Linked DNA regions of Mus musculus: region 2 is linked to region 1. The links are chromatin loops, found by intact Hi-C in ENCODE. Cell type or tissue: left cerebral cortex. All regions are shown on one strand. Links, peaks and the distances in the headings refer to the core of each region. The heading gives the core; the rest is flanking DNA. Region 1 overlaps Kremen1 (kringle containing transmembrane protein 1). Region 2 has its middle 14 kb from the start of Emid1.

The links. Peaks named below come from ENCODE experiments on the same cell type or tissue, not always from the same donor. Only the 100,000 strongest peaks of a DNase experiment are listed, where the experiment ranks them.
Region 2: a loop joins it to region 1, with 2.6 times the contacts of the local background. A loop is called at or near these places in 2 of 42 quality-filtered maps.

The regions. Positions count from the first base shown.
Region 1 is chr11:5,254,929-5,259,314 of GRCm38, forward strand. All of the region lies in intron 1 of Kremen1 (kringle containing transmembrane protein 1), which reads right to left. Among named protein-coding and RNA genes, the nearest start is that of Gm46268, 3.9 kb to the right of the region's middle. In left cerebral cortex, for the core only: a CTCF peak has its summit at 2,716 (motif pointing left); a DNase peak (open chromatin) is centred at 1,552; H3K27ac peaks cover 509 bases.
Region 2 is chr11:5,163,541-5,167,926 of GRCm38, forward strand. No RefSeq gene overlaps it. Among named protein-coding and RNA genes, the nearest start is that of Emid1, 14 kb to the left of the region's middle. In left cerebral cortex, for the core only: a CTCF peak has its summit at 2,210; DNase peaks (open chromatin) are centred at 2,244, 2,775 and 3,974; H3K27ac peaks cover 1,781 bases.

The sequences.
Region 1 (4,386 bases), core at 251-4,250:
GGAAACCCTCACTTCGTGCAGGTTTACAGAATGCTATGCACTGAAATGCATAAGGGACTTAGATGAGGACAATGAAAAATCTTCTATTCTCCAGCTAGGGTCTCCTGCAACCCAGGCCCTATAACGAACGGACGGACGCTGGCCAGAAACGTCCGATCCTGGTGCTTCTCCACCCAGGGTGCTGGGATTATAGGTGTGCGTGACCACATCAAACCTGTACTTCCTTTTGGTTGGTTGGTTTTGTTGTTTGAGATGGGGTTTCTCTGTGTAACAGCCCTGGCTGTCTTAGAACTCACTCTGTAGACCAGACCACTCTTCACAGTGAGACGACACAATAAAAACGCAATTAGCACAGGGGTTTCCTCAGCACTATCTTTACAGATGGTTAATTCTTTGGTGTAGGGGACTTCTTCTAAACGTCCTAGAATGTTTAATAGCACCTTGGGTTTCTTCCCCCTAGATAATAATAGTATCTCCATGTGACAATTAAAAACAAAAAGCCTTCAAGCATTGCAGACTACTCCCAGGGAGCAAGATTCTCTGTCTGATTAAATCACTGAGTTAGAAGAAATGGCCAACCAAAGAGAGTGTCACATCCACTAACCGGTGGTCACAGAACAAAGACACTTCTCAAGGGCGATATTCTCAGCTCGACTGGGGCCCTCCAAAACCATAGCAGGGAGGAAAAAGCCTAGTCACTTCGGCTAAGACAATTAGGAAGCCTTCAGCTGCCAGAAGTGCTTAGGAAGAGTCTTGGGTGAGCCAAGCCAATGACGTCCTGCATACATCACAGCAGGCAGGACAGGGCACCCGGCCTTTGAAGAGGCTCTTTTTAAGTTAACCTCCCCTCCAACTGAACTTTTTCCAAATCTCTTCCTGCCATTTGGAAGTTGAGTGATTCTCAGCTGCAAAGGCCTGCGTACGCGAGATGCAGATGGCAGCAGTTAGGGCCCTTACCAGATGCTGCAGTCTCTAATTTGATTGAAAGGATATAATTAGACAACAGAAACACTTTAATGAAAGAGCAAAACATGGAGGGAGGGAAGGATTGAAGGCCCTTAACTGATGCCAAAACACCCACCAGTAATAGAGGCTTTGAGTCTGGGGCACGGCGAGGGGAAGCCCCTGAAAAAGCCAGTCCTTGCTCTGTTTATTTCCCTATAGCAGAGAAATGGGATTTTATTATTGTAGATTTCCACTGTATTTTATGTGGGAACAAACTGATTAGAAACAGAAGGTTCTTCGGAGGAACATCAAAGAAAAATAAATATGACTTCTGTGGTCATTATTAAAAATATTTCTACCAGCCCAGTAATTTTCTTTGAAGATGAATTTTTATAGATTGAACAGCAGCAAGTAATTTACATACTATGATGGGATTGGCTAGCAATCCCTACTATTCTAGAAGCAAGCTGCTTGGCTGCCATGTTGTTACTTGATTTAGGGATACTAGGAAAGCTACAATCGCCATAATGTATCCACTTTGAGGATAAAAGGAAACTAGCAGGATCCTAGTGCAGGCTGATGGCTACCTCCATTATGAATCATCTTTAAAAGCCGCCTGCGCTGTCTCTGCTCTTTCCTGGCTTTCAAGCTGAGTGTGCGTATACTGTTCTTGTTCTAACCAAGAATCTAACCAAACTGAAAGAAATCCAGCCCTCAAAGTCTGCAGTTGCTAATGTGGTGCGACACTCGGGTTCTGGAGTCGGCCACAGCCTCCTCAGCCTACTAGGAACAGGGCCTCGCCCTTGTGGCAAATTGAACAATAAAAGTTTAATGCTCTGGTTATGTGCCAGGGATTAAACTGTGGCAGGGGAAGCTGGAAGCTGGCCCTAGCAGGGGAGAAGCCCCCAGGGGGCCCTACTGCAGAAGTAAGAGGGACGGTGGCAGCTCTGCCTATAACATGGCCTAAAGTGTTGTTTGGGAAGCAACTGCCTAGCCCCAACTTCGTTCCTCCTCAAGCTGGTGCGAGCGCAGCCTAAGGAGGTGCTAACCGAGAAAGAGGACAGAACGGAGAAAGAGTTCTTTGGAGGAAAAGGCAAACTTCTGTAGGATGACATTCCTACACTGGCCCTCTCCTCTCCCTGTTCTGTCTGAGGTCTGGGGGAAAGAAATGATATCTTGGAAGGAAGACTGAAGACAAGAAAGGGCAAAAGCCTGTTGGACCCCAGTGCCCACTCCACCCAAAGGGACACTTCTGGGTTCTAGAGCAAGGGTCAAGGTCAAGCAGAAGAGGGAAGGAATCTGTCATCTTACCCACGCCGGGCCTGCACACTGAGCTAGTCAGATGCCAAAGGAAGCTGGAGGCTGGAGGAAGGGTTCTCACCTCCAGCCCTGTGCGGGTACTGAGGGACACTCCTCAGCCCCGCTGCTGAGTATATCCTGATGTGTGTCCTCACTCAGGACAGAAAACCTCAGACAAAAGCTCCTGACCCCAACTTCCGGCCTCTGCCAAGCATTTCCGATTAACTGTCCAGCAGGACAAACACAATCGGCTTGTTTTGTTTCAATGTTTCACTTTGTTTTGTTTTTTTCAAAAATGCTTTAATTTAAAAAAAAGAAAAGAAAAATCCGCCATGCTAAGCACATTGTTGTTTTATAGACATTTAACAGGACAGCCTATGCATGGAAGTAAAAACTAATGACTTAGTAAAAACTAATAGTGACAGAAATTCTTTTCTTCAGTGGTTGTCTTCCCAGTTTTCAGGGCTGGTGCCACCTGCTGCCCGGGCTTTCCTCTGTAAAACAGAAGAGCTCTCAACAGTTTGTTTCAAGTAACATCTGCAGGCTGAGAGAGCAAGCTGTGGGACAGCTCCAAGGTGGGAACTATTTCCTTAAGTAGCGCACGGAACCGCGCTGAATCTCTATTAATGAACCAAATGCAAGTAGACAAGCTTTTCCTGGTCAGCTGTATCTTTTTAGAAATCATGGTGAAGCTAGGTGTGGTGGTGCACGCCTTTAATCCCAGCACCCGGGAGGCAGAGGCAGGCAGATTTCTGAGTTCGAGGCCAGCCTAGTCTACAGAGTGAGTTCCAGGACAGCCAGGGCTACACAGAGAAACCCTGTCTCGAAAAAACAAAACAAAACAAACAAACAAAAAACAACAACAACAACAACAAAAAGAAATCATGGTGAAACACAATATTTACATGCTTTCTCCTCACCTATTGGTTCCACTGCACAGGCAGGCTGCTGGCCTCAAACTGTTCTCTCATCTCAGCTTTCCAAATAGCTGGAGCACAACTGTATCATCACTGTGCCTGACTCTCACAAGTATCAAAGGTTAATTCACAGTAAATGGTAAAAGGTCTGTTCATTGAGTAAAATCAACCTGCTGTGTTGCTTTCCAGATCAGTAACCGCTTAAAAGTCGGTTCACATGACCTAGAGCAAGGTTAGATAAGTGAGCCGCTGAGCCAATCACGACCCAGAAACCAAGTTCAGACTGGGTTCTTAATTATAAAAAATTAAAAAGGACAAGATACCGTGACGTGTAAAAATGACAGAAAGCTTTAAATTTCAATGTCCAAAGAGTTGTATTAAAATACAACAGCCATTGGGAGGCAGAAGCAGGCAGATCTCTTTGAATCTGAGGCCAGCCTGGTCTATGTAGTGAATAACAACAGTGGTAGACAGTGAGACTCTGTCTTGGAAAAAATACCCAAAACCTAAACCGTTAAACAAAACCAGCAACGCCTATCCATTTTGTCTATGACTACTTTCGCCTCCACAGCCGGAGGCGAGAACCTGCACCTGCTGCAGTCTACGGGCCACAAAGCCTAAAGCATTTACTGTTCTGCCTTGGTCTAGAGCAGTGGTTCGCCTTCTCAATCTGTGGGTCTCCGACCCCTTTGGGGGTCAAATAACCCTTTCCCAGGGGTTACTTACGGCCATCAGAAAATGCAGATGTTTACATTATGATTCATAACAGTAGCAAAATTACGGTTGTTAAGGAGCAATGAAATAATTTTATGGGGGGGTGGGTTGTCACCACACCATGAGGAACTTTATTGAATTGTCGGAGCATGAGCAAGGTTGAAAACCGCTGGTCTACAGCCTCAGGTAGAGTTCCAGGCTCCAAAATTCAAAACTAGGGGCCATCAAGATGACTCTGATGTTAGAGGTGTTTGTATTAAGCTTGAAGATCTTTTAATCTCAGGGACTGACAAGGTAGATAGGGAGAATTGATTACCAAAAACACTCTGATCTCCACACTCACCCCATTAAGTACTCATCGCCATACTTCCCCAATAAATAAATCCTTTAAAACTTTAGATTCTAAACTAAAGCTGGTACACTGCTTACTACCAAAACCTCCCAATATGGAGATGATGAAGCTGTAGCTTTGTTTTAATCATTTTGCTTTTGGTCCACCTATTCTAAACTC
Region 2 (4,386 bases), core at 179-4,178, 91 kb before region 1:
TATCTGTGAAGCAGCCCAAAGGAGGCCGAGGCAGGGAGATCGGGCGTTTACATATAGCGTGGGCTATATATAGCAAGGCCTAGATGGGCAGGCATAGGAGGAGGGAAGCGGGAGTTTATGTAATGAAACCACAGAACAGGAACACTTGGAGCTAGAAGAAACTTCTAGAAGCTCAGAAGAATTCTCCCCCTGGCTTTCAGAGGGAAAGCCATCAGTTCTAATTTCATGCTTCTGGTCTCCAGAACTTCCACCCCAGCTCTGCTTGTCTGTTTGTGACACATAGTCTTGCACAGCCCAGGCTGGCCTGGAATTTCCTACATTGCTCAGGCTAACCTTGAACTCCTGATTTTCTTCCCTCTACCTCTCAAGTGTTGGGATGACAGTCCCCACTGGGCTGGCTCAGGATCCATTCCTGCTCCTGTAAGCCATCATACTTAATGATGGTCTGTGACCAGAACCTGTTGTAGGAAGCAGATTCCAGACAGCTTTCAAAGGTAAGATGTCCCTCCATGCCCCTTGGGTGTACACATGCCAGCGCCATGCCTTTAACTCACCGAAGCCCTGGGAGCTCTTTGCCTCCTGTTGGAGCTGGTGAGGTGGAGGGAGGGGCCCAGGGAGGGTCGGAGTTTCGGGAAACCTGACACTGTTCTGAGAGGTTTGGGTTGGTAATTCAGATTAACCAGGAGTGATTTGCTGCGAGATTGGCCAAGTGGCTTCTCCAGGGCCGGCGTGGCTAACCAGTGTGGGTGTGGGTTTTGTGCTTCTTTATGATTGTCCCTAACCATGGGGCACAGGCCTGGGTAGAACAGTATCAATAAGACAGGGAGAAAATGGCCAGAACCAGAAGAAACCAGGAGAGTAGAGAGGACAGTCACTCAAGAAGCAAGCCAACTCATCCCTCAATTTCAGCCTTCCAGCCTCCGAAGCTGGAGACTTAAGATCTACGAACAGGAAGTGCTGTTGAGGACGGGCATGGGCGTGGCTTGGACCCCTGCAAGGGCTGGAGGGAACGAGTGAGTATGCAAACCAATGAGAAGGGTCCTCAGGAAACTAAAGACAGAGCCCCCCTGTGATCCAGAGACAGCTCCAGGTGTATTGCTGAGGTAGCAGCAAGCAAGGCATCTGTCGGTGTTCCTCGCCTCTCAGCAGCAGGGATGCGCTGTCAGCCTGGAAGCCCACCTGTGGGGGAGTGAAGGGCTTCTGAGCCGCAGTTCTCTTAATCAGTAAAGAACAAAGAGGGCATTTGCAGGAAAAGAGACGAGACTTGGGATCATTACAAGGAGTGAACTAAGCCTGAAAGAGGAATGTCACATGCGGCCTGGGCAGCAGATCTGGCTAGAAATACACAGGGCAGGAGAGAAGAAGGGGGCTGTCTGGGGGAGGAAGGGGAGAGAGAACAAGAGATACAAGATAAACAATACACGATGTATGGAAACGTCAGACGAAGTCCATTGTTCTACATGTTTATTTAAAACATTAAATGCTAGGCAGTGGTTGTGCACGCCTTTAATCCCAGCACTCCGGAGGCAGAAGCAGGCGGATCTCGGAGTTTGAGGTTAGAAGGTGGTCTAGTCTACAGAGCGAGTTCCAGCATAGCCAGGACCCCCTGTCTCAAAAAACAAAAACAAATCAAATAAATAAATGTAAGGGGGCTAGAGAGGTGGTCCAGTAATTAAGAGTCCTGGCTGCTCTTCCAGAGGACCAGGGTTTGTCTCCCAGCACCCACATGGTGGCTCACAGCCATCTGTAACTCCTAGGGGAATCTAATGGCCTCTGTGAGTACTGAATGCACACAGTACACACACACACACACAGAGAGAGAGAGAGAGAGAGAGAGAGAGAGAGAGAGAGAGAGAGAGAGAGAGAGAGAGGAAGAGAGAGAGAGAGAGAGAACACCCCCATACACATAAAATAAAAATAAATCAATCAAAAACAAATTTAAAAATATTTAAAGTGCGTTTTTGCAGCTCCATCTGTGTTGTGGGTGGGACTACAGTAAGCCTCGTGTGTGTGTGTGTGTGTGTGTGTGTGTGTGTGTGTGTGTGTGTGTGTGAGGCCCAAGCTCCTGGACCCGCAGGAGGGTGCCTGGGCCTCAGAAGAGATGAAGCCAGGGCTGGGACCAAGCCCTTCCAGACCCCTGTGTGGCCAGGGCCTCCTTTGTCCCTACCGCCCCAGCAGGGGAGCCCCAGACATTCCCAGCTCAGCCGGCTGGGATACATTTAGAAACTGGCTGGGGTTTCAAGTGGAGCCCAGCCTGGCAAGTGCGGGAACAGCCATCTGGAGCCTGTTTGCTGTCCCCTGGCAGGCTCTGACAGGACTTCAGGAAGAGCGCCTGAGCCAGGCAGTCCCCAAGGCAATGGCCTCCCGTTGAATCCTGGCCCTGCCACTGGCTGGGTCACCTTAGGCTTCTTGCTTCCTTGTCTTGGTCATCTCCTTTGTAAAATGAGGGTGATGGAATTCACATTAAGATGCTGCTGACACTCTCAGTTCCTAAGTAAGGATCCAGGATGCAAACTTACAGTACTTAGTTTGTGTCTGGCTTGTTTCACTCAGCATAGCATCCCCGTGGTTCACGAATGCTGTAGCGTGAGTGAGAATTTCTTTCTTTTTATGGCCCACTGTATGGGCCATACATCTCAGCTATCCACTCATCCAAGGGTAGACACTGAGGTTACCCCTTGTTTTGGCTATTATGAGGTATGCACCATGAACATGGCATGTAAACACCTTGTGATCCAGAGCTCCGGCCATCAACATGCCTGACTTCGATGAGGTCCTGTGTTCAGTGTTTAGGGGTGCACACCCAGTCACAGAGTTGTGTCACAAGGTGAGTGTGTGCTGACTCCCCAGGCTGTCCTCTTACTTTCCTGCCAGGAAGCAGCAAGGGCTCAATTTCCCCGCGGGGATCAGTCCTTGCTGGGTCTCTTTAAGAGCCAGAGTGGGGTGGTCAAGGAGCAGCATTGGCCATCTTGGGCTCTGGGAGCCAGGATGCTCTTGGGTGGAGAGCACAGGGAGAGTCGACTGTAGGGGTCTGGAGGAAGGGAGCCGGGGACAGCTTTCTCGGGGACATTCTCCGTCAATTTCTTAGCGACACCTGGAACCCTGACCCAGGTCCTGTTCTATGTCCAAAGTTTCTAGATGAAGATGGCAGAATTCCAGGAAAACCACTCTATAGAAGGAGTGGGAAGAGCAGCCACCTGGCTCCTGGCCTGGGAGCCACCTGGGCTGGTGGGCACAGGCCTGGCCTCACTGGGGTAAAGCAGCTGTGTGCACCAGAGCTGGGCATTTAAACCCAGGCGACAAAGCACAGGTGCTGCTAAAATGCTAGAATCTTCCAAGCTAACCTCGAGGTAGCCCAGCCGGCATTGGATGAGGGCTCTGGAGACCCTGTCAATGCAGACAGGACGGAAGCTCCAAGAGAGCCCCTACATTTCCAGATAGATCCCATGAGGGGAGCTGATGCTGGAGAGGCCAGAGCCTGTTCACCATGGGCAACAGAATGCAGCCACACCGGGTCCAGCCCCTGGGTGGCTTCACAAAAACCCAAGCCTGTTCCCTCTGGTCTTCCAACTTTCCAGATGCAGTGGCTCCAAAGGCCATCTTTGGGGCTCACTCTTCTACATAGTGACGGTCACTATCAGGGAGATGGAGCCGTCAGGAAGAAGGGGATTAAGAGGCCTGGAGGCCAGATAGAGTTGGTTGTCACCTGTAAAGCTAGAGGAAGCTGGCTGATAGCCACATTGTCCTCAGAAGAGAACACCGGCTGGGTGCGCATCAGGACACCCGTGGAATGTGGCTGGGGTAGGCACCAGCTCGCTTCCTAACCCATCTCTTCTAGAAATTGCACACAGATAAAAGGTCCCAGTTAATGAGGAGTCTGGTTCAAGTTTTGAAATCCACAGCAAGCCCACTCCGCATAATAATGTATCAGAAACACAACACTCCTTTAATCACCATGGAATTAATTGCTGGGCCCAGAGATTCCGGGCACGCCCGCAGAATCCTTAATTTCCTGAGCTCATGGTTCTGAGACAGCCACTGGTGTGAGGCTGGCTTCTATGGCTAGGAAGACTCCCACAGCTTCTACAAAAGGCCAGATTGTCCAAGTGGCCTTCTCGTGTGTGGGGGGATCCGAATTAATGACAGCTTGGAAATCTTGCTGCTGGGTGGGACGTGGTGGGCTTGAATCCGAGGAGACTCAATGGCAGTTCTGTGGCCTTGGACACCATCCCGGCGCCGGGGCCTGTCCTCACTCATCCTACGGCTGCCCAGGTGGGCACAGGTGCTGTGTGGCGAGTGTGGAAAGCTGGTGTGACCAGCTGCACATGGCAAGATCTGACAGAAACCAGGCTGTATGGAACAGCCTGTAATGGAACACATGCCCTG